Linked DNA regions of Homo sapiens: region 2 is linked to region 1. Evidence: chromatin loops called from intact Hi-C (ENCODE). Cell type or tissue: ascending aorta. All regions are shown on one strand. Each heading gives the region's core, and the rest is flanking DNA. Links, peaks and the distances in the headings are about the cores only. Region 1 overlaps LOC124902196 (a long non-coding RNA gene). Region 2 overlaps LOC105376126 (a long non-coding RNA gene).

What was found. A loop is a pair of places that touch in the nucleus more often than their neighbours do. Peaks named below come from ENCODE experiments on the same cell type or tissue, not always from the same donor. Only the 100,000 strongest peaks of a DNase experiment are listed, where the experiment ranks them.
Region 2: a loop joins it to region 1, with 2.6 times the contacts of the local background. A loop is called at or near these places in 1 of 110 quality-filtered maps.

Annotation. Positions count from the first base shown.
Region 1 is chr9:87,058,502-87,071,336 of GRCh38, reverse strand. LOC124902196 (a long non-coding RNA gene) reads right to left here. Exons shown (of 2, transcript XR_007061638.1): 2 at 4,420-5,257. Among named protein-coding and RNA genes, the nearest start is that of LINC02893, 23 kb to the right of the region's middle. In ascending aorta, for the core only: no CTCF peak of the experiment used is centred there; DNase peaks (open chromatin) are centred at 7,226 and 7,896; H3K4me3 peaks cover 825 bases; H3K27ac peaks cover 1,747 bases.
Region 2 is chr9:87,193,932-87,206,766 of GRCh38, reverse strand. It overlaps LOC105376126 (a long non-coding RNA gene), which reads left to right. Exons shown (of 15, transcript XR_007061642.1): 13 at 8,646-8,831; 14 at 10,488-10,574; 15 at 10,701-10,817. Among named protein-coding and RNA genes, the nearest start is that of LINC02872, 52 kb to the right of the region's middle. RefSeq lists an enhancer at 6,406-6,907. In ascending aorta, for the core only: no CTCF peak of the experiment used is centred there; DNase peaks (open chromatin) are centred at 7,871 and 9,139; H3K4me3 peaks cover 1,039 bases; H3K27ac peaks cover 1,745 bases.

The sequences.
Region 1 (12,835 bases), core at 2,698-10,697:
GCGTGAGAACAGACCAATACACTGAGTAAACGAATGCATTGATTTGGAGTTTTCGTCTTCGCGTTGACACAATTTTTACCCCCTTACAATAACTAGAAAAGGTAGACAGAACAAGTGTTATTTTCCCATTTTACATATGAGGAAATTGAGATTTGGAAGGATTAAGTACCTTGCTCAAAATTACTCAAAGTTATTGGGCTTCCTGTGCTCAAATGTAGGGCTTTTCTGCTGCTACAGGGTACACAACAAAATTCCACCCTGATGGCTGCGCCACCTGCCCTACTTTGCTCACAAGCCACATTTATGGTTATCTTTTAAGTTTTGTCTTACAAATTTTGTCTTTTAAGTTTTATCCCTTTGGTGAACCAGGGCAGACAAATTGCATTTTTGTGGACTCTGTGTTTCATTGGCTAGAGGTGATGATGAGCTATCAACAGTAAAATGCTTTAAGGAAATCATCATCACCATTATCACACACACACACACAAACACTTTTAAGAGACATACTTAGCTGTGGAAGTATCTCTCCATGTTCTTTTGGTACAGAAAACATCCTGTTTTCCAGGGATACACACTTCAGGAGATGGAGGAGTGGACAATCATGCTTAAGTACTTAAATTCTAGGGCTCAATTTGCCAGAATTCCTGTTCTGAACTTTATTCCATATTCCATGAATGACCTTAAGATGTTATTTAGTCTCTCTTGACCTCAGTCTCTCACATGTAAAGTTGAGATCATAAAAATAGAAAACTTGGAAGGGTGTTGTGAGATGGGCTGGTAAAGTGCTTACAGAGTCCCTAACACGTGGCGAGAGAATAACAGGTGTTCTCTTGTTTCTAGGGCAGGCAGAGACTGCATCAAGGAAGGATGAGGCCAAAGCACTCAGACATAGATTTGTTGTGAAGAATTCCCCTTACATATACATCATTGCACATCTCTGTGCATGTCGTCAGATTAAATCCCACTGTCCAGCTGGCTAAAAAATAAATTAAACATATTAACCCAATTAAATAAAGGTACGAACTTCCGTATTTGCAAGTGCATCTCAATACTTCTCTATTTTGTATAAGATTCAGCCATAGGGCACGGAATTTGCCCCTAAATCTCAAAACATTAGTCATTTTGTGTTTCTTTTATCTTTCTCTTTATTTCTTTCCTTCTTTCTTTCAAAACTTAAAGTTGTTTTCTGGCTGTTTGAAAGACAGTTTCAGAAAATAAAGCTGAGATTGAAAAAAATCCTTATGTTGTTTGTTGCTAAATTCATCCCTAACTGTGACTGGGGCTCCCATTTAAAATGAAATGACTCAGGACAATTTCTACTGGAAAATGAATTACTCCAGGCTTATGTTTCCTTAAATGTAAGCGTGTGAGGCAATCTCTTTCTACAGCTTCTAAATGAACAGCTGCCTTGAACTTTCTCATAATCAACCACACGAAGCTCTCATCCTTTGCTTAGTTCCTCCTTCAAGATGAATCAGGGAAGGGAAAGATGAAACGGGCTGGTGGGGAAGCATCCCAGCAATCTTCAGACAAGTGGAATTGAAGGAACACTTTCAGATCCTCTCCCAAAGCCTGGCTGCAGCCAGAAGTGTGAGCTTATTACCACAACAATATTACCACAACAGTGAACTCCCCATGCCAGCTCAGTTCTCATGGTGGCTTTACAGTGTACATGCCCATTTGCTCATTTCTGCTGTGTGGAAAACAAAACTATCCAAATGTGTGACTTCAGTCACACATTGCTTTTCTTTTGAGATAAAACCTGCTAATGGGTATCTAGGTATAGGTGTCCATTTGATTAATGCTAAGCTTCTGAATAGCAGAAAAGACTAAGAAATCCAAGGAGAGAACAAATCAAGATAAAAGGATATTTTGTGATTCACTCACTTAACGAATATTGAGAACCTTCTGTCTTCCAGACACTGTGCTAGGCTTTGGGAATGGAGACATGAACAAGACAGATGTGAAAACTGCCTTTTGGGGCACTTAGGTTAATGTGGGTAGACAGACATAAACATATCTTTTAGGAAATATATTTTAGGGGCTTATATGTCAAAACAAGCAAGCAAACCACAGCCAGTGCATTTTAGCAGCTTGGTCTTCTTATCTGTGTTGTCATGCTGTGATTACTGGGAATTACCTCAAACCTGAGACTGTTTCTTCATCAGTAAAATGGGAATGATTCTACTTACAGGTTTGTGGTGAGGCTCAGATGAAATGACTGCTCTCTTAAAAGCATTAAGTTTGATTTTCAAATTTTGATAAGATCAATTTTTATTGAGCTGCAATTTTGTATCATGCAATACACTAAAGCACTTCAATAGACAACATCTCACTCAGACTTCATGAGACAACTCCATACAGTTGGCAGAGGCACCAAATGGATGAGCTTAATACTAAGAACTGGTTTCATAGGAACTTATTGCCTTTGCTGGAATACAAGATTCAAATAAACTAATGTGGAATAGGCCCCAATGAAATCAAACGGTTAACTTTTTCATTCTCAGATCCACTAAAAACTGGTTGTTACTTCTTTAATTCTTACTCTCCTTAAGTAGCCAAAATTAGGTTGGAATTAAACCAGTTCTGATTTGGGGATTTCTCTTTTAATACAAATGATGATCCCCTTTGCCTCATACTTGAATGCCTAGGAGTCAACTAAGATTTAAAACACCAATTTGAAGCTGATATAGAGATGCCTTCATTAATGGCTCATCTTTTTAAAGCCTGTGAATCCCTTTGATGGTTGGTGAGTCACTGTTAATTTCAGTTAACTCAGGGGAGAGATATAGGGGAGTTTAGAATGTGGCCACAGTTAGAATTTGGCCCACGTAAAAACTTTACATTAGCTTACTCAACATACTTTTTACCTAGGGCGTCTGAGTCTTGGCCATTAGAATCCTAGACACAGACAAGTTTTCACTGCTCAGCATTGGGTTAGGCAGTTAAATCACCTTTGAGCAAGTAGTCAGGGGTCGTTCTAGCTCATGCAACGTCAGCATTTTACTAGGCTACTCTGCTGCCCAGAGAGAAATGTCTGAGAAAGTAGGGAAAAAAATTACAGCCTTTGGATGGTATTTCAAGTCCTTCATGGCCTCCCCAACTATCCTCTCTATGGTCCACTATTTTCATGTTCTTAGAGAAAACTGCATTACACACACACACACACACACACACACACACACAATGCGTTAATGTACTGCAAATTTAACAAACACAGTTACATATTCATATTTTAGAGAATGCTGTGTCCTGTACTGGGGATGCTTCTCTCCATATTTGTCACCTCACAGAACCTTATTCTTCAAGTTTCAGCTCAAAATTCACATCTCACATCTTAGCAAGACCTTCTTTGATCTTCCCAAGTCAGAATGCATTGTTTTGGATTCTCTACTCCCTTACTCAGACTTCCTGCTTACTAGGGACAGACGGGACAGATGGGGTGGTGGGCACAGATATCCTTACATGGTGGTTAAGACAGACAAATACTGCCAACTTCACAGTATCCAAAAGCAGATCGACTATGGTAAGGGCTAGTCATGTTCATTATGCAGTGGCAGAACAGCTGTGATTAGAGGTACCCCATTAAATTCATCCATATAACAGTTAATTCATCTCCTGGTAACCTATGGTGTGTCATTCTCTCTGACTGGTCTTTTAAAAATGTAGGCCCACAATCAACAAGCAACATTAGGGTGAGGCCCAACAAACTCTCCATAAATGACAACATCTGTTTACTTCCAAGTCTTGCTATCCTTCTAGCAATTCCAAGGCATGTTCTAACCTCATTCTTATTCTCCAGGCCTTAGCAAAATATCTACCACTAATTTCTTAAGTTTCTGGCAGTGAGTACTTGTACCAGCAATTCCAAAGTCTGCTTAATTTTAAGTCCCACAGCCACAACACATCATCTGATAGAATAGGGCAATAACTTCCAACTAGTCTGGGCATTTCCTGCACGTACTTTCTCTTGATCTCAAAGTACCTTAATATTTTAGAACCTGGGTGTCAGAAGATGTTGGCTGAAAACTAATTTTGAGCTTACCAGTTCTCAAAATGGGTTTCAAACACTGTTGTCATACAAAACTCACACAGCACTACAAAAGTTCACCTCTCCTGCATTCTACCATTCATCGCAACAGGTATTATTTGTCTTTACAACATATCTTCAGCTCTTCAGGATTATTCTGGCAGTCATCAGTGGTTGGATTTAATTGACTCTTTTGTTTTTATACCATTTTTCCAAAAATCTGCCTGCCATGGGGAAAATGCACTCTTAACTTAGGTCTAGGGTAACAGTTAATCCATGGTCTAGAAAATAGCCCCTGATATAGCCTCACTTGAAACCATGATCCATGAGGTACAGCCTTAGAGCAATGGCACAGTCAGAAAATGCATCTGATTAAACCCACAATAATCTTTCAATTACCCACATTCTTTATTTTTATTACTAAGGATGTACAAAACTCACTACAGTTAACGTTCCATTTTCTTTCCCGTAAGATTCCCAGAAGTGTCCAACATCTTTGAGGCTTCCCCTCCAGCCCTGCCTTAAGCACCGCTTGCCTTTCTCCCCCATGCCTTTCACCATTTCCTCCAACCTCCGTATCTCGAAAGCCCCCAAATCTATGTGAAAATGGCAGAGGGTTAGACAAGGATATAAATGGGATAGGCGAAGCTAGAAATGTTTTAGCAAATAACAGGATAGGAAAGAATGGAACCCTACATATATTAAAATGTCTAGTGATATATGATAAAAGGCTTGGTGATAAATTAGTTGCAAAGTAATACAAACACCCATATGAATTTGGAAGCTTTCTGATTCCATGTCATGTATGGTCTTTGGTGGGTAATTCTTATTCTGGTCTGCAAAGTCCCAGTGGATACTAACTTATCCTGAAACTTTTCTGTAGCTGGAACTGTGTGTAAAACCCAGGGAGGTCCTTGATTCTGATTTCAGTGCATGATGGTTTCAGGCCTCTTGAAGAGCTGTCTTGATTCCAGTCTTTTCGCATTGGTAAGTGACACGTGCAAACTTCAGGATGAATTTGCTGTGGGTTTGTGCCATGGATTTTCCAGACTTCTTCCCCTTTCTGTTCCCTCACATATTCTTTTACATAAAACTGATTTCTGGCTCATCACAGATGTGGCTTAGTGTTGTTTTCCCGAGGACAAGAACAGTCTGATTTCCACCACTTGGGCTGCTGCAGAAGCCACATGACTCATTCATTTTGCGAGCTATTCAGATATTTTCTTTCTAAAATAAAGAGAATAGCACCTCTTTAATTTCTTTTTTCTTTTTCTTTTTTCTGTCTTTCTTCTTCTTCTTTTTTTTTTTTCTTTTTTTTTGCTTGTTTGATAGTTTACAATAGTATCTGCCTAAGGGACACTGTGAGTTGAATTGCTTCGGGCGCTCTTTTTAGCTACCTTGTTAGTTTTGACAACTCCACTGTCTAACAGAGAACTAGCAGGCAATCCTGGAAAATAGGCTATTTTTTAAAAAAAATCTAAAACACATCAGTGTTGTGTGTACCGCTAAGAAATTAAAAACCTGTGACATGGTACTCAGATGCACTCTGAGTTTAGAGATATTAAAATATGAAAAAGCTTGCATTTAGAATCAGTAGAGTATCGTGTATACACACACACAATTTTTGTTACTTTCACATTTTTGAGTGAGAAGAATATATGGATGGCATAAAATCCAAGAAGTTCCAAAATGGCACCCTTGTGCCAAGTCTTCCTGTTCACCATCTAAGAGACAGCCACTCTTACTGGGTTCTTCTATTGGGCATACATTTTATTGTCATCGTTATTGTTTGCTATTTAGTTTGTTTAAAGTCAGGTTTATGCAGATATACATACAGTAAGATTCACTCTTGTTAGTGTATGGTTCTATGAGTTTGGACAAGTTCACAGGTTCCCTCATGCTCCCTTGTACCCATCCCTTCCTTAGACCCCAGGCCTTGATAATTACTAATCTGTTTTCTGTCCTGATGGTTTTTCCTAGTCCAGATGTCATATCAATAGGACCACACAGTAGGTAAACTTTTGAGTGTGACTTTTTCACCTAGAATAATGCATTTGAAATTCATGCGTGTTGCGTGTATCCGAAGTTCATTCCTTTTTATGAGTATGTTTTCAAGTGCAACTCTTTTGAGCAATTTTTTTAACCTAAATTGTCTGTGGCTGATCTGTGAAAATTGTGTACTATTTCTGTTCTACAAACCTGCTCTAAAATCACATAGGCTGTATATTTTCCAGTGCAGTGACTACTGTGCAGCATCCATGTTAAACTCTTTGGTTTAATTATAATTTAAAGTGCCTTCAAGAGTGGGAAAAAGTGTTACCTTTTCAATACCTGTGAAGCAAAAAGTGGCTTTTGAGGATATGTTTTCAGCCTACCTTCTAAGAATATTCATGATTTAATCTTGGGCCTAGGGTGGCCTCTGGTATGTAATTTAGAAGGATCTGAACAAGGCTTACAAAAATGTATTTTCTCCAATTATGTTTCTTTATTTCTTTGTGTCTCTATATTTTTCTGTCTCTCCACTTTTTTCTCTTTGTCTCTCTCTTTCTCCTGGTAAAAAGTGTTTTCTCACCTAGCAAAAAAACAAATAGGAAATTGGTGCTTTTAAATTTGGATAACCTCGAAATTTATAAACAGTTTTTCTGGATCAATTGCTAGCCATAAACAAAAAAATTAATATGGAATGCATTAACTGGTAAGAGCGTTCTACAGAAAAGTAAATCAAGAAAGAGGACAGGGAGTGCCTGGGGAAAGGTGATCAGTGAGTGCCTCGCCCATACACCGTGTGATACTCAAGTACAGCAGATTCCAGGCAGAGGGGAGTAGCAAGGTTGACACCCTGAGATAGGAGCTTGCCCACACATTAACTCCTTTGCTAATGCTTTAAAAGGTAATCTGTTGGAGGTTCCTGATGATAGTAACTGTAAATCCTGAATATCCTTTGGATTAAAAACAAAAACATAACAAAATAGAAATATCAAAGGCCACAGAAAGCCCTAAATTTTGTCTTCACTGAAACTTCTATATTCTTGAGGACAATGACCTTGTCAGGGTTCCTTTAATAGAAGCTCTAACCACTAAATCACAATGCTCCTGCTCCAGCCTCTCAGACTACTCAAAGAGATTGTTGACTCTAATCCCACTTCATTTTTAGTTGAACCAAGGTTATAATGGAAACACACACACACAAACACACACACACACACACGCTGTACTTTGTGAATGACCCACAAGCCCTCAAATCAAAAAGTCAACTGGAAAGAATGTCTGTGGGTGTGCTATTGCAAAACAGAATAAAATGTTTTCATGATTTATGGCTATATTTTAGAAAGATAATCTCAGAAGCACTTTCCATATTTTCCTCTCATTTCTTGCTGTTGTTTCTCTAAAATCTCTTTCCACTCTTCCTGACTTTCCTCCACAATCATTGACATTAACTGAGTTACATGGAGGGGAGATCTTCACCTGGAGCCTGTAGTTTCAGGCTTGAATTATTTTGCAGGAGAGTTTGATAAGTAATTCCTCAGTGGATCTCCCGTTAGGTCCTATGGCACTTAAGGTATTTTTGAAATAAAGCAACATATTCATTCCCCCCAAAACTCCACATTTTGTAAACTTTTGCACCAAATATAACGAAGTTTATGAAAAAAAAAAAAGATGAGGAAGGGGAAGAGGCAAAGTGTTCAGTGTCCATGCATTTTTTCATCTAGAGCACCAAGGAAAGCAATGATTGGAACCTGGGGAAGATATCATGAACATTCCTGGTGACAGACACTAAAAGTGAATAAAACTGCCAGGGTGAAGACAGCCGCAATACTTGGATTGGCTCAGAGCTGCAAAAGCTGAGTCCAGTCTGGACGGAAGTGGTTACTCTTAAGTTGCCAACTTGCCCTGAGACCAGAGCAGCACAGAGTTGGGAGCCCAAATCTTGACATGGGGTGGAAGGAGGAAAGCCTGACTGTAAAAACTTGTTTCTCATTTTTTTAAAAACATAGCTTAAAGGGCTCCTTCTATGATAGCAGCAGCCAAGTTAAGAGATTTTTTCCTTTCCTACGAAGATTATAATCCTACTTTTACCTTTCTGTCTCCTCTTTTCCAGGAAAATTTGTGCATGAGCTAACATGATTTTCCTATGACACTGATGGCATTTCCCTATTTACCATTTGTTTGTGAACTTCTTCACATTACACAAACAACACACTGCAGGAGAACAGACTGTACTTGACCAGTTAGAAATGGGATTCTCTTAAACTCACAACTTTAATCATTGCCTAGATATAATAACAATGGTAACAATAATAGGGTTGGTTAACTATTTAGTGCTTTCCATGGGCCAGGCACTTTGTTAAAAGTTTTATAGCTATCACCATATTTAATTGTTGCAGTGATCCCATGTCTAAGGAATTTCTATCCCTATTTTCTGCATGATGGAATGGGAGCTGAAGAAAGCTGGATAACTGTACCCATGTTACATAGCCAGCAATGCAGAACTCAAAATTCATTTCCAAAACTCATGCTTGCCTCCAAACCATCTCTCTCTTTTTTAAAAATTTTATTTATTTATTTATTTATTTATTTATTTTGTGAGACGGAGTCTCACTCTGTCTCCCAGGCTGGAGTGCAAATGGTGCAATCTCGGCTCACTGCAAGCTTCGCCTCCCGAGTTCATGCCATTCTCCTGCCTCCGCCTCCCGAGTAGCTGGGACTACAGGCGCCCGCCACCACGCCTGGTTAATTTTTTGTATTTTTAGTAGAGACGGGGTTTCACCGTGTTAGCCAGGATGGTCTCGATCTCCTGACCTCGTGATCTGCCCACTTCGGCCTCCCAAAGTGCTGGGATTACAGGCATGAGCCATTGCACCCAGCCCAAACCATCTCTCTCGAGTCTCTAAACTTTGAGCTGAGTCTTGAAATTCTTATTAATTATAACATTGACTTGAGACCAAGAGAAAATTATGAAGTAGGCAAGTTTTGTTGCCAGTGGCCCTTCCACGGCCATTTGTCACTACTATCGCCCCTCACTCCCATTATCCACTTCTGTTCTCAAATATCTGTTGTTTCTGACCAATTCCTCTTCACATCCTGGTTACCTGGATTCCGTGCCCTCCCATCCACCCCTAAACTAGCTCCTTCTGAAGTGCCCATGCCACAGAATTCTTCTCTGAGCAACATTTATGATTCCTGTGTTCCGTGTGCCTCAGGTTCCCAATCTCTGCATTCCAAAGGAACAGCTATACACTCTTAGCAGTGCATGTGTAGCATCCAACATCAGCAGGTGCATTTCACACATCGTTCTGTGCTGCATTTTACTAAATGTACTGCAACCAGAATGCCCAGAGAGGTCCACAGAAAACCCCGTCTCTACAAAAAATAAGGAAAAACTAGCCAGGCTTGCTGGCATGCACCCATAGTCCCAGCTACTTAGGATTCTGAGGTGGGAGGATCACTTGAGCCTGGGAGGTAGAGGCTGCAGGGAAGCGTGATCACACCACTACACTCCAGCCTGGGACAGGGTGAGACCCTGTCTCACTCTGCAGGAGGCTTGGAAACCAAACTGACAGGGTATTTCTATAATTCCAGATAGATAGGCTCAAAAACCGAGAAGGTTTTAAAACAGAAGATTATTATTTGCATTTACTCTTTTTAAAAAAGAAAATAAAGAAATAGCTGGGCATGTGTAAAGAATATTATATGTGAAAACGAGACAAGGTATTGATAAAAAGATTTTAAAGGAGAAGGTGAAAGGGAAGCATCATGAAAATCCCAAGTCTAAGATTAGGTTGAGTAGAAGACCCCTTTATGCAGTCTTCAAACATGGTTGAAGCTCAAGGTTACAGGGTCCCTGTGTTGTGGTTACTGAAAGTGCCCCGGGGACGGTGTCAGGAGCCATAATATGCTAAATATCTATGTTTTCTTTCCATGTTCATTCATGTTTAAAACAACCCAATGCCTGATTTTTAAGCTGCAGCTAGAAAAAAAAGAATGTTTTAGAGATGACAATCTTTTGTTGTTTTCTCAAATATTTAATAACTGACAAATCTGACCCAGGTCTCAAACATTACTGTATGTAGAATGCTTGCTGATATGGTGCTGTGTTCCGCACTAATGATAACATTGTGGTAATCTCTTGCTCTCTCAACTCTTGCTCTCCAAATTTTCACCATTTGAACTCAGTAGCTGAGCTTTCTAACTCTGTAGTAAAAATGAAAAGAAATTTTTGAATAAATTCCTTGCAGTCAAAGATTTGCTGCCTGCTCTCTGAAACTTAAGAGTCAAATGGATTCAGAAACAAGTCAATTCTGCTTCCTGTGCTATTCAATCTCAGTAGCTGAACATTTGATATCTGAAGCAGGAACTGAGTAGAGTGGTGGGAGATGGGTATTTTAATCAACTCCCAAATGCATATTTCATGGGGAAGGAGGAAAGTTGGAGCAAAACAGTATAGATTTGAGAAGGCTTAGTAGATCCCTTTGTTTAATTGTGTTAGGCAATGAATTGTAAATTAATTAATGAGTTATAAACTAGATCCATAATTCTATAAGAAAGCTGAGAAATTATTTGGGAAATTGACATGAGGAAGGAACTATATAGAGATACTATAATATTATATCATGTCAAAATCTCTTCTAGGCTGAGTGTGGGGGCTCATGCCTGTAATCCCAACACTTTTTGAGGCCAAGGCAGGGGGATCGTTTGAGGTCAGAAGTTCGAGTCTAGTCTGGGCAACATGGCAAAACTCCGTCTCTACAAAAAAATAAAGAAAAATTAGCCAGGTGTGGTGGCGTGTGCTTGTGATCCCAGCTACTTAGGATTCTGAGGTGGGGGGATCACTTGAACCTGGGAGGTAGAGGCTACAGTGAGGCATGATCACACCACTGCACTCCAGCCTGGGTGACAGAGTGAGACCCTGTCTCAAAACAAAACAAAATCTATTCTAGTTACTCTTTAATAAAATGATTTTAGAATTCCCTACTTTCCTTCCTTCTCCTACCTCTCTTGCATCCTGCTTTTTTGTTTCTTGCTTGATAATCTAAGTGATAATTCTCTACGTTGTCTCTGCATAGAACTCTATTATCTGAATGGTTAACTCAACCAGAAGCATAAATGAAAGTGAGGCCGCTAATGAAACCAGAATTTGCTTCACAAACAGGGAAACATCTGGAAGACTTTGGGAATTACTTTGCTTCTTCAGCTGGGGTTTTGTTTGCCCTTTGCTTCTGATCTGCTCCTAGATTTTCACATATGAGACAGAAAAAAACTTTGACTAAAGCAATGTTTCCCAACCTTGCTGGATCACGAGAATCACCTGGGGACAACTTGTTAAATACACAGACCTTGGCATGACTGAATCAGAATTTCTAGGAACTTGGCTTGGAAATCTGTGTTTTAACAAGAGTTCCAGATGAGCCTCATGATCAAATGGGTTCAGGACTCACTGGACTAAGACAGGCTTTTGTGGCATGATCTAGAAGCATGAACCAACAGCACAGAGCTCCACTGTGTGTAAGTATGAACAGCACAAGCCATTCACGTGAGGACCTGAGACCTTCATGGGCATCTGAAACTCGGCATTATCATTCACGAGCTTTAGTGTCCATCAGAGAAATCAACTGCCAATTCCCTGCCTTGCTCCAGAAGATTCCAAATCAGTAGGCCCAAGGGGAATGCTAAGAACAGTTTAAGAAGCACTCATAAATGTCATCTGTCATCTCTGCTTAAAAGCTAGCCCTTTGCAAATTGGTGAAGTAACACAATTTTCCCAATCATCTTTCTCTTCTTCCCCACCCCTTCTTCTCTCTCCCCTGTATTAGTTCCATTTTCATACAGCTATGAAGAAATACCTGAGAATGGGTAATTTATAAAGAAAAGAGGTTTCATGGAATCCCAGTTCCACATGGCTAGGCAGGCCTCACAATCATGGCAGAAGGCAAAGGAAGAGCATGTCTTCCATGGCAGCAGGCAAGGCAGCATGTGCAGGGGAACTGACTTTTATAAAACCATCTGATCTCTTGAGACTTATTCACTACCATTAGAACAGCATGGGAAAAACTCATCGCCATGATTCAATTACCTTCCACTGGGTCCCTCCCATGACATGTGGAGATTATGGGAGCTACAATTCAAGATGAGATTTGGGAGGGGACACAGCCAAACCAGATCACCCCCTTTCCAAGGCTGGAAGTGGCCTTATATCACTTCACAAGGGCTTGAGTGCTCAGGCCCCATCAGGAATCCTCCTTTCCCCACAATGTTTCATCCCTTCCTCCCATTTTAGACTATAAACTCCCAGGCTATCCCCTCTCTCCCCCATTTATGCTGAGATCTCCCTAAATTTCTCCAATCCATCAAGCTATCTCCCTTGAGCTTCAGAGCTTTTAACTTCAAAACTATCTAGAGCTTTTCCACCTGAGTATATCAGGCGTGCTTGAAAATTCACAAGTTTGAGCCAGACTCCCGTGTTGTGGCTGTCTACGACATGCCTGAGGCAGACATGATGTTTTCTTGATTTTTTTACTCCATGTCACCTTTTCCCCAGCATCATGCCCATCCACAAGTTCTACCAATGCTATCAGCCACACCCAGTTGTCTAAGTACGCTATCGTTGTTTGTTCAGATTTGGGTTTTTGATTGGGAGACTGAGGCGGGTGGATCATGAGGTCAGGAGATTGAGACCATCCTGGCTAACACGGTGAAACCCCGTCTCTACGAAAAATACAAAAAATTAGCCGGGTGTGGTGGTGGGCACCTGTAGTCCCAGCTACTCGGGAGACTGAGGCAGGAGAATGGCATGAACCTGGGAGGTGG
Region 2 (12,835 bases), core at 3,106-11,105, 140 kb before region 1:
CTCTTTGCACTTCTCTCATTAATGTAATAATGCAGTGATAAGTTATTTGCAGAGCACTCATTTGCCTTTTGTTATTTATAATAATACTGCAAGGGAAACTGGAAGTTTATAATCCCCACTTCATAAATGAGGACCCTGAACCCAGAAAGGTGAAATGACTTGTCCAGGGACTTCCTCCAACATGAGGCTCGGGCTGTGGTCTCTGAGTCAGACTTAAACTCTCAACTGCTTTTCTAGTGTTTAATTTATCATTCCATAAAGTCTTTCCATTATGATAGTTCTCCCATTACCTCAGAGTTTGGGTCCATGAGCACCGCTTGGAATGAGATCATTTTCCTATAAAACTTCTGTTAATAAAACTGTTCCATGACTGATTTGTGAAGTATCCATCATGCATGAATTTGCCTACCAGGTCCTTGACATTTTTAAATGGTATTCTAGGGGCCTGTTTAGGGGAGAAAGAAAGTTGTCTCTGACGTGCGTTAATTCTGGCGCACATCATCACTGGGATCTTGTGTGCTGATGTGCACCCCTCTCCCTCCGTTTCTGGCTATTTCTAAAAACATCTCCTCATGGTTTAAAAAATTTATTTACGTATGTTATTATAAAATATAACAAATTCTGCTTCATTGATAATCCTAAATCTTATGTATTTTCAGCCATAATCACTGTTAACATTTAAACATATTTCTTCCCATTTTTTTCTTTTCTTTCTAATCTTTTTTCTATGTCTATATGTGCTTTTGTGTGGTTTTAAAACTGATGTCATATTGTTTTGAAATGAGGTTCGTATCCTGCATTTTTGATTTACAGTTTTATCATAGGCATTCCCCACATCATTAAATAAATTAGAGTATATCCTTATAATGGCCTATTATGCAAACACGTCTATAAAAAACTAATCCTTCTTCTATATTAGGCCATAAGGTTGTTTAAATAAGATTGCAATGATGAAGATAGGTACACCTAAATCTTTTCCTGAGAGTTTCTGGAAATTTATGTCTCCATTGATAATGTATATGATAGTGTATAAGAATGTTGTTTTCATTGTCTCTTCTAAAAACTTTATTACTTTTAAATATTCCATTAAACTTTTTTTGCCAACTTGATAAGCAAAAATGGTAGCGTATTCTATTCTATTTATTTCTTGGACACATCTATGTTTGCTCTTCAGAATTACTTTAGGAGGAATTTCCAGTTCTCTTACTTTGTGGTGTCTTGTGTCTCTCTGGCTCATTTTTCCAGTTTAGGATGAAGAGAAGGCTGTCTCTTCACCCAGGGCCTGTTGGCCAAGGTACCAACCTGCACTTGTCTGCTCCCTATCCACGCACAAGATAAGAATTCTCTCATCTACAATTCCCGGCCCAGCCCCGGTTCCGCTCAGTCAGGTTCTGCTGGACTTAGGAGGGGTCTTCTTTCCTTCTCTCTGCCTGTTCTCTGACAACTGCCAATGCCAGAGTACACAACAAAGCCCGCTTCCTCTGCGTGCCCTGCTGCTTGGCCTATTTTGACAGCATTTTACTGGGTAGGCCTACAGCTCCTAGGATGCACTGTATACAACCCCCTTGTGTTATATTCTTTTACTGATGAGAAAGAGATACCAACTGGATGTGGGGGATAGAAGTCATCCTCAAAAATGATACTCCTACAACAGAGGGAGAGTTTTCAAGTTGGTGGAGGTCCTCATCTTTCAGCCAAGAGGTGAATGGTAGGGGACACAGGGAGCCCTGTGGGACAGATGGGGTAGTTGGTTTCAGGTGGGCAAACACAGTCACACACTGGTCTGTAGTTCTTCAAGCAGTAGAAATCCTCCCTAATTCCAACCAACATTAGGTTGATTGCCTGTATTCGTTCCAATGTAAGAAGTTTTCCTCTTTCATTGGATATGTCTTTATAGGTATTTTGTTTGGAATATCAGAAGCCTCCATCAGTGAATTATAACCATGCTCTTAAAACATTTTTTTAAATTGAAAGCTTCCACTGGTTTATTTTATTTTAATGGCAATATTTGTTATACATAACTACTGTTTGTATAGACAGCATACCTTTATATGTTTCTCTTGCTTTAAAATTAGGGAGGCCTTTTGCCACCCAGAGAGCGTATCATCCATTCTTACACCATGTTATGGACTAGCATTTTGTTCAGCAGATGGCTTTTCCCATTTCCTCAGAAGAACCTGCTGGGCAAGGGAGAGAGCCGATGTTTTTTCCTCCCTTAGAACACCATCACATTTACTCTCCACCTCAATGAAGGCCAGCACAACCTCTGGACATTAGCCTGATGCTCTGTGAGGTTTATTAAACACATCAGATGATAAATAGTAGTGCAACCGCAAGCATCCTTCTTTTAAAAAATAGTCTCAGTTTGATAAGTAAAAATGGCACCTCTAATCTAACTTTTCAATCTTTGATTACTAATAAATAAACAGAACCACACGTTTGCCATTTACACTTTTTAAATAAATTTTCTTGGAATAGAGTTTCGATTTCTTTGTTTAGGAAGTGTGGTTCTGTTTTGTCTTTTCACTCATCCTGGAGAAGATTCTACCCTAAGTTGCTTGTGGTCTTCTTAGTCCTCAAATATTCTTTCTCAGCCTCCCTCTCGACAAACTGGATGACTTTTTCTAATCACCTTGCAACTCCTTCTCCCTCCCTGAAAACGTTCCTTCACTCAAACTACTTTAAAGAGCCCACAGTCTGACTTCTGCACCTGTCACTCTTCTGCCACCACCCTCTAGAAGGCTACTATGATGTCCCAAATCAATGCAGTGTCCCTGTTCCCATCCTCCTTTGGTTCCTCTACAGCATTTGGCACTTGTGGCCATCTAGACCCTGATGCCCCTTTGGCATCTGAGACCTGGATTCTGCTCCCAAGGTGGGGTCTGTGTGGTGGACAGAGTCAAAACCACAACATTGCCACTGACTTTCTATATGGTGCTGAGAGGTGGAGAGGGGTGCATCATTGTAAAGCCTCTCTGTTTGTAAAGCTAAACTTGTGATATCCACCTTATAGCTGTTTGTTGAAGATTGAGTGGAATAACGCAGGTGAGAGCATTTTTATATCATTCTTTAGTATGCATTCACTCAACAACTATGCATTGAGAGCCTACTAAATACCAGGAGTAAAGTGCTGAAAATCAAGGATCCACGGTGACCCTGTCCTCAGGAACTTATAGCTTCATGTGGGAACCTTTGTAAATCAAGTAATTGTACAAAAAGATACATGGTTGCAACTGCAATATGTCTGGAAAGAGAAAACATAAGATGCTGTGAGGGAATATAATGTAAAGATTTGACCCACCCAACCAGAAGAAGTATGAAGCGCTTCCCTAAAGAAAGGCCACTGAATTGAGAATTATATGTAGAGGGTAGCGAGGCCAACTGATGACAGCAAATGTTCTTAAGCAGGGCAAAGGCCCTGTGACAGAAGGGAACCTAGCAGGCCATGGGATGGAGAGAAGACCACAGTGGCTGAAGCACAAACGGAGGGGAGGGAGAAGGTAGTGCTTGAGAGGTAGATGGGGACAGAACAGACAGAACTTGTGGGGCCTTGCGGGCCGTGATAAACTTTGATGTGTATCGCAAGAGCAATGGAAAGCCTTTAGCGGATGATGCTGTGGTCAAATCTGCATCTCCTGATGCTCTTTCTGGCTACAGTGTGGAGGGAATTGGAAGAGGCCCCCGTGGCCACAGGAGACTGCTTCTCATTTCCCCTTGTGCTCTTCCTTCTGTTGACTCCTACGTATACCCCCTGCCCTTGTGGTTCTGGCCTCTCTACCTGAATTTTTAGCCACCTGCTGGATCTATCTATCTGGTGGCCAGAAATTTAAGCACATCTTCTTAGTTAGTCTCTGCAGATGGAGCCTATGAAAATATCTTCAGTTCCTCCCCTACCTTGGCCCAATCAGTTGTCATGTTACATAAATATCTGGCAGATAATGGTGAACATACAGCACCAGTGTACGGACTTCCCGCACAGTTTTGAGAATATCTTTCTGGTCCTTAGGCTTATTTGTTTCCCCTTTAGCATACCCAGCGCTATTGCTGCCAGATCAATATTCCAATGGGCACCTCCAATGACTGCTTTTCTCTGATTAGCCTCCCTACATTCTTTTTTTTCTTTTTTTTTGGAGACAGAGTCTCCCTCTGTTGCCCAGGCTGGAGTGCAATGGCACGATCTTGGCTCACTGCAACTTCTGTCTCCCAGGTTCGAGCGATTCTCCTGCCTCAGCCTCCCGAGTAGCTGGGATTACAGGCATGTGCCACCACGCCCAGCTAATATTTGTATTTTTAGTAGAGATGAGGTTTCACCATGTTAGCCAGGCTGGTCTCGAACTCCTGACCTCAGGTGATCCACCCGTCTTGGCCTCCCAAAGTGCTGGGATTACAGGTGTGAGCCACTGCGCCTGTCCCCTCCCCACATTCTTTACATCTGTTGTGCATTCTAGCCACAGTCCCCTGCTTCTTGCTTTTATTACAGATGTGCTGGGGTGCTCCAGCCCGATGCCATTCTGCCTTTATTTTCATCTGTTGGAATTATAGGCATCTTCTATGCCTCAGCTGAAATACCACTATTGACAAAAAACCTTGTGGACGCTTCCAATCTTACATGAAACTTCCGGTCTTCAAGCCACTTATAGGACTTTACTTCTCTCTTTAATGACACATATCACACTGGGATTTGTATTATCCACATGTTGTAGATATGTGTTACTCTCTCTTCTGAGCTAACTTTTTCCTGGAGATCTGGGATCACAGATGGCTCACCTGTGTATGAGTTATAACTTTCATATCTGTGTCTTGTGCAAGGAAGATGCTCAGTACTTATGTATCAAATCAGTGTCTGTTAGGATAATAAATAATTACGCATGTATGAATTAAACCTGTCTATTCTTTATTACCATGGTGTGTTTTCTGCATTCTTTTAGAAGTTTGGAGCAACGAATTATTTTGTTATTCTATTGTGACTATTCCCTCTGTCCCATATTCAAGCATACAAATATGAGAAAGGCATTTTTGAACTGCATGTTATGAAGAGAAAAAAGAAAAAGACAAACCAAACAATTCTTTGTACGTTTCATTTTGGTTAGAAGCCAATGTAAATGCTTGTGCTATAAGAACAAGCATATTTCCTGCCGTGAAGGCTTGGCTGTTTATCCTGGGACCCCTCTCTGACACTGGCTGCCCTCGAAAGACTGTTAACCCCTGCTTTGAGCCAGCAAACCAGATGTGGGTTTTTTAAGCAAATTATTGGTTATTTCACCACATGTAGTTTTTGCAGTTAAGTGTTTCCAGCTTTTCAGAGCATTCCACGGGAATAACATCATATTTTTCCTCCAACCTGTTAATTAACATAATTATTTATCAGCCCTAAAACCACAGCTTGAGTTTGTTAAGTGGCTAGCTGAACATATATTCACTGGATGGAGACCAATGCTGCTGGAGAGAACAATTCAGCAATAAAGAAAAAACTGGAGGTCCTTGGGGGAGGGGGAGTGGTGCAACATGCTCCATTCCCTTCTTGCTTCTTGGGACTCATCAGTGTGTGCTTATGCTACACCTTTAGGTGTTGGCTTCACTTCCCCAATAACTTGTCATCAAGTCAATCTACTTTTTCGACTGAAGAGTTTGTCATGTGACCTCTAAGTTCCCATCCAGTTGTTTTTCTTTTTTTAATTTTATTTTTCCATAAGTTATTGAGGGTACAGGTGGTATTTGGTTACATGAGTAAGTTCTTTAGCGGAGATTTGTGAGAACCTGTTGCACCCATCACCCAAGCAGTATACACTGCACCCTATGTGTAGTCTTTTATCCCTCGCCTCCCCTCACTCTTCCCCAGAAGTCCCCAAAGTCTGTTGTATCATTCTTATGCCTTTGCATCCTCATAGCTTAGCTCCGACATATCAGTGACAACATACGATGTTTGGTTTTCCATTCCTCAGTTACTTCACTTAGAATAATAGTCTCTAATCTTATCCAGGTCATGGTGAATGCCGTTAATACATTCCATTTTATCCCATCCAGTTCTAATATTTGAAATCTGACATTGTAGATTCAAGGGGTAAAACTGTGAAACTGCAACACCTCAAGACTATTTTTCCTTCACTCTCCAAATCTCATGGCACATTCTTGGGATTAGCAGAAAGTTCTTTCTTTCCCCCGCCCCCTGCACTCCTACCCCATGGTGCTGCTTTCCCACCAACTGGGAAAGGATAACAGCACTTTAACAGATTGAATACGGAAACAGAAATGGGAATCCAGCTATCTGCTAATAAGCCAGATATTAAATTAATGAGATTTGCAAAACAGTAAGACAATGCTACCCTTCTCATTAAATATTTTTGGTTTTGGAAAATATACTTACTATTCATATAAGTATGATATTTATGACAACATGTAATATATTTATTGTTATCTTAAGTAAGTTTAAAAAATTATCAGTTTTAATTTCAAATAGAAAACATCAATAAACGCTACCTATATAAAACAGAAGCTTTTTGGGAGCCTTAATAATTTTAAGAGTGTGAAGAAGCACTGGGACTAAAAAGTCTGAGAACCATGGCCTTTCATATATCAAGGATGTGAACAGATCTTATGCTACCAAGCTTTTGTCATTCTATTAGGCAAATGGTAAGTTCCTTAGAAAAGAATTCAAACACGCTGGGCACGTGTAAGTGTTTAAATACTTTGACAAAAGCCACCATGAGGGGCTCCATCCTTAAGGTGCCACAGTCGACTGAGATTACCTCTAACAGTCCTGAGCCAGCTTGCTCTAGAAACTATAATGCATGTGCTGTTAGGGAAGAAGCCGGAGAGCTGAGGATGAGAGAAGCTGGTAGCTATGGGGCCCAGAGAAGGGAAGGAGAGCCCTGGGATTAAATTAATAAGTTTTGGGGAAATACTTGTGGGTAGGGGTCCTGGGTATCTACAAATTTCCTCCCTTTAGCATTATTCCTTGAGAGCAGAAAACCCATTTGCAGAATTCAGCTACTGCCTGCACTGTGGTTTTTGTGAAGACAGTAATTAGTAGCTTGCAGTGGATTTCATGTGAAAGTTATAGTGGCTCCAGGCTAGACCAGAGATGGATACATGTCCAAATGTTTAAGTCAATGTTTAAATGGCCGAACCATAAAACGTTTGAATTTGATTCCAATTCCTGTAAAGCAGACCCCATCTTGCAACTTCTTGGGACTATATTCTGCTTCTCTCACAGTTCGTTGACAAAACCTCTTTCCTGCCAACAGAGGTTTATTAGCACATTAGTGCTCGCCCTCACATTCCATTTTGAGAAAAACCTCACATACCCACAGCCAAAAGTCATTTTCATTCTATTTGCAGAAGCCAAAGAATAGCATCTTCATATCACTTTGATCAGAGTTACAGTCTCCATAAGAGAAGAAAAAATTGCAGCAACTCTTCAATGACACAGTTTTTCTTGGACTACTAGAGGCGCATCAGTGATAAGGGTGGAGAGATGTACAGTCCTGTTTTGGGGTCCAAATAAGTCCCTTTAACATTAATACCCAAATTTCAATGATTTATTTTTCCTTCTCCCATTGAATTGCATTGTTAAAATTACCCTCAATGATTTCAGAAGTCCTCAAAATAGGGTGTCTCTGTTATGCTAACGAAGGGGCCCAATCACCTTGGAAATGAACTTATAAGAGCCTTAGTTAGCCATCTAACTAAGTATCCTCCCGTTCTAGCACTTTAAAAATTCTACTTAGCGTTATCTGGAATTGTCTTTTTAATTTATACCAGTGTGTGTTCTGACTCACTCCTTCCATTAGAATATAACTCCTGGAGGCAGAAATTCTGTCTTGCTCATACTATTTTCCTGGCACCTAGAACAGTGCCTGGCTTTCAGTATTTGTTGAGTAAAAGAATGAAGTTACAGTGCCCCTTCTGAAAATGCTTTTTCTCCAGGAACAGTCATGCTCCTCTGATGGAGTCCACACTGAACCTCAGTTTTAATCTCTACTAACATTTGTGGTTGTATCTTTGCAAGGACAGGCTCAGAGAGAAGCATAAGGTGGGGTTTCTGCCACGGAATTGCCTGTAGTCTACTTGAGTGCTGTATTGTCAGTTAGGGTCCTGCAGGAACAGAAGATAAACCCTCATTGGGTAATTTGAAGTGAGGCTGATAAAGGGACTATCTATAAAGATATGAGCAAGGTTGAGAGGATCTAATGAAGGATGCTACTATTCCCTTCAGCTAGTAATGACAGGGAGCTGTTGTCTCCCCATAACCCCAGGAATGTGGTTCTAAGGAGAGGGCCAGCCAAGTGGACCTGGAATACTCCAGAGGAAACACGGCCAGCTTTGCCATGTGCTTCCATGACAGAGCCAGAATTATGAAGGGAAGCCAGAGAAGCCGAAAACTAACAGGGGGAGAAGGGAGAGAAGAGGGAGAAAGAGTAGAGAATAAAGACTTCTTGGACCTGCATGGTGTGAAAAGAAATGCCTTATGGTCCAGCATCTTCTGGATTCAGCGTGTGTTTGTGATTGTCTGATAAGAACATTGCAACGCTCTCAACACCGTGACAACCGTCATTCCCCAGTCGATCCTGAAAAAGTATCTGTAGATCCTTAGGTCTCTGGAGTATTTAGAGTATAGCATCTCTTAATATTAATCATCTTTACAGGAGAACCTTCAGGAGTGAGGCTAACTCATCTGTGCCACTTAATGCCGGAGTAACAAAGCCCCCATCCACTGAGGACGGAGAGAGCAGATTGTAAGGAGAGAGCAGATTGTGTGGAGAGGCAGGGGTTTCTGTCACGTAGAAAGCATCTTGTACAATGTCTGACACACAGCAAGTGACCAAAATGTGGTGAGTAATAATGATATCAGGCTCCCGACAGGTAACTTGACTCTTTTAGGTTTCTGAAGCCGGTCTAGAAGCAAGCTGAGCTGGACCTATATCAGAAGACCCCAGCAGCCCTGCCCCGAGTTGTACTCAGCGGCAGAAAATCCAGCCAAATTCACACTCAGGCAGTCTGGCTGCAGCATCTGCTCTCTAAACCTTGTGGGTGCCCCACCCGTAGCCCCTCAGTACTTGCTGTTCTTGGACACACCAGAGGCTGCTTACTGCCAGCCTTATGCTCTCTCCTCAGGGCTTTCTCTGGTTGCAGGCACAAGTAGACCAAAAGTACCAGAGAGTTAAAATCCAGGAACATCTCTCATCTAGCAGCCTAGACTTGGTGACTGAGTACTCCGAAGAGTCTCTGCTCAGCTGGGATGGCTCTCAAACTGGTTCTTCACAGTCCTTCCCCGGCTCCTAGCAGGACTGAGTCCTGGCTGCCCACAGTGTGACCCTGCTGATTAATGTACCCTGCATTGACTTTCTTCCCATCCCTGGCCCAATATCTGCTTCTTTTCTGGTCCTTCCTGGGATCACATCCTAAATCAACTGCTTGCATTCACGTTCTTGTCCCAGAGCGGGTTTGAAAGGAGACCAAGCCTAAGGCACCGCATGCTCCAATCTCCTCACCTTCAATTTCCCCCATGCTTTAATGTTTCCTTTCTCCCAGCAAACTCTTCCACCAGCAAACACTCTCTCCTGTGGGTTATTTATAACTTAGAGTGGATTTAAGCCAATGTATTCCATGTATTTCCAGAGTTTCTTCCATTTAATGGGGAGGTCAACTCAACTCAGCGAGTTTTGCCTCCATCGTCCTCCATCAGCTCTGGGGATTATTCAACAGGGCTGGCTTTCTTCTCTTTCCCGCATCACTCTTCTACTTTCGATTCCAAAGTGTTAGAGCTTTCCCTCCGCTCTCTCCAATGACCTGCTATGTTTTTATCCTTTGGAAAACAACTTTTTTTTAAAAAAGAAAGAAAGAACACACATATCATTCTTGTTCCTCTGCTGTCTCCTCTTCAGTGCTAGATTTGTCCATTGACTTTCAAGGCTTTATATATCATGTTTGGATGGGTGACCTCTAAAGCTATATCTCCACCATTAATTTCTCATCCAAATCCTGGTCTCCCATGGTCTATGGAACATTTCAACATCCATATCTCTTTGTCCCAAATAAAGTCAGTAGATGCAAACGGAATTCTTCATCTTCACTTTAAAACTGTCTTCTTTTCCTAAGCTGCCTACTAATATCAAAGAGAACACCATTCCCACAATCTTTCAGTTTCACACTGTAGTATTCATGTACATTTCCTTCCTCTCTTTTGGCGTCTTAACCCTTTACCACTTCCTAACTCTCCTCTCTAACCACAGACTCTCCCTGTTTCACACTGCCCTATAGAAAGCTGAGTTAGTTTTTCCCAAATTCTGCATTCACCGTGTCATTATGCGGCACAAAAAAATACCGGTAGTAGCTCTCAATGGACTTCGGAATAAAACCCAGGTTTCTCAAAATGTTTGTGCACTTCTCTGTCCTTTTCTTATTTCTAAAAGTTATTTTAGATCTACACAAATCTTGACTAAAAACTATTATTTTATCTTTCTCTATTTCCCTGTTCTCTTCTCCAGCCAGGCTGGTCCACCCAGTGCTCTCCAAACACCGTGGTCGCTTGCATCTGTGGGATTTTGCTGGTGATCCTTCCCTATTTATCTGAGGTAATGTATCTTGACCCTAGCCATTATGTGCTAGGCATTATGCAAAACTCTGACATTGTATATTATCTCATTTGATCCCTATGACAAGTCTGTGTGCCAAGAGCTATTATTGCCTATATTTTATAGATAAAGAAATTGAAGAACCATGAAATTAAGGCACATTGCCACATCATACAGTGGGCAAATGCTGGAACAAGGTTAGAATTCCCTTCTGTCTGAATACTGTTTTAAAAAGTACTCCAAACTTGTAGATCCTGTCCATATTGTGTCCTTTCAATGTTAAATGAGAGCACTGTCAAACAGGCCTCCATAAGGAGTACCTGGTTCTCCAGAGAGATGTATTTTTGTTTGACTTTTATTATTATTGCTTAGAATCTAGACTCTGTGGACTTATTTTAACTCAGTAGAGATTGTCAAATTGCAAATGATCTTTTTACAGTAGAGAAGCAAATATTTTTGTCCAGTAGGAAGGGGAACCTCAAATGTTACAGTTTTTGTTGTCCCATAGAACATTAACCAGTTTTGTTTTTGACTTAGCAATCTTATTTCAGTCTTCTGACTCTAATGAACAACATGTACTTTGATTTCTTGTACATTCTGTTGAATCATCTTTACAATATACTGATTCCCCCATTAATGAGCTAAGTAGAACTTTGAAAGCTATGCACTTCATATTTTTATGAGTCATGCTTTTAATGTTTAGAAGATTATACTTTGACAATGTAAAGCCTACACACTTATTGTGCTTAGTAACTGACTCCCAGTTCCAGAATGCTTGCTCCTTATCCATCCAAATCCTCCCCTTTTCTGTCAAATTTAGATGTAGGCTCACCTCTCCTCTTGATATCCACCCTGAATATTTCAGCTCATGCTCATCATTTTTTCTTAGAACTTCTAGAATATTCATTGGTTTTAATGACATAGTACTTTGAATTTTCTCTTATTGTCTTATGCATCTACCTCTCGCTCTATTTCCATCTTGATCTTGATCTCAATCTCAATTTTGCGATCCATCCATCTATCTTCTCCCTCCACTCCCCTGACCCCAAGGTGCTTAGACTAGCTTTGGGCACACAATATGTGTTCAGTAAATACATGTGGAATACAATTTAATTCAGCTTTGCAGATTAGCCTTTACTACAGCTTAGAATTCTCCTGATTTATATTTAAGTATCTCCAGTCAAAACAGAGAGGCATTGTATCCAAGAACGAGTAGCCTTCTGGAAAGAATAGTAGTGACTAGAAGATTCTGTTATCACACGAGGAGGCAAAATGTCTTCTGCAAGCCCAAGAATCCTAAGAGTTAACTTTAGAATTTGCCCACTTAGCTAAACCTCATTCCAAATGCCACTTTTCTAAAAAGCCAGCCCAGTGGCAATCTGTGCCTTCCCCTTTCAACCACAACTCTGTTTAATTTCAAAACAAGGGCAGATAAAATATGCTAATACACAGCAAGTCTCCCCATTGCTATTCATTGGGAAGTCCCTTTCCAGTGTGAAAGTCCAGTCTTCCGTGAATTCACAAACAAATGATTGCTCTTGTTACTGGCATTCCACACCGGTGATAAAACATGAGAGTGAATCAGCCTCAGCCTAATTGTATGAGTTTTCTTCTGGAAGGTGCTGTGCTTTTCGTCTTGAATCTATATGGAAATGCATCTGTGTGCACATGTAGGTTGTTTTAAAATAAGTGCACATCTATCTGTCGGGATGTTAATAGGAAATCCTCAGAGACTTCCATTTAGTGGTGCTGATGGTAGTGATGGTGGTGTGTTTTATAAGTTCAAAGTGTTTGCACTTGAGCTGTAAGAGTCTTCTGTAAGCAGTGGGCTGTTTAGCATACCATGTGGGCCACAGCCTCTGACATCTTTAGCTAGAAAAGCAAAGGGCTGGGAAAAGGAACACGATGGAGTACTAGCAGCCACGAGAGAGCAGGGCTGGAATGCTGGCTCTGACCACAAATTGGTACACGGAACTTGTGTTTTTCATTAGGGTTGCTGGAGTAATGCTGGTTTTTAGCATTCCAAAGGATATTCAGACTTATATCAAATTAAATTCTCCTTTAAAAATCACTCTATGTTGGAATAACATCAAGGATCAGACGGCAATCAAGAAAACTCAGGAAATATAAAACTAAACCTAGCTCTGGCTTTTTCTTATGCTGTTGGTATGAATGTACAGTGTACATTGTCCATGATTCAGACGGTAATCTGGAATGCATCTTACAGATGAAGTTTGCCTAGAGCTTTTAATTGACTAGTT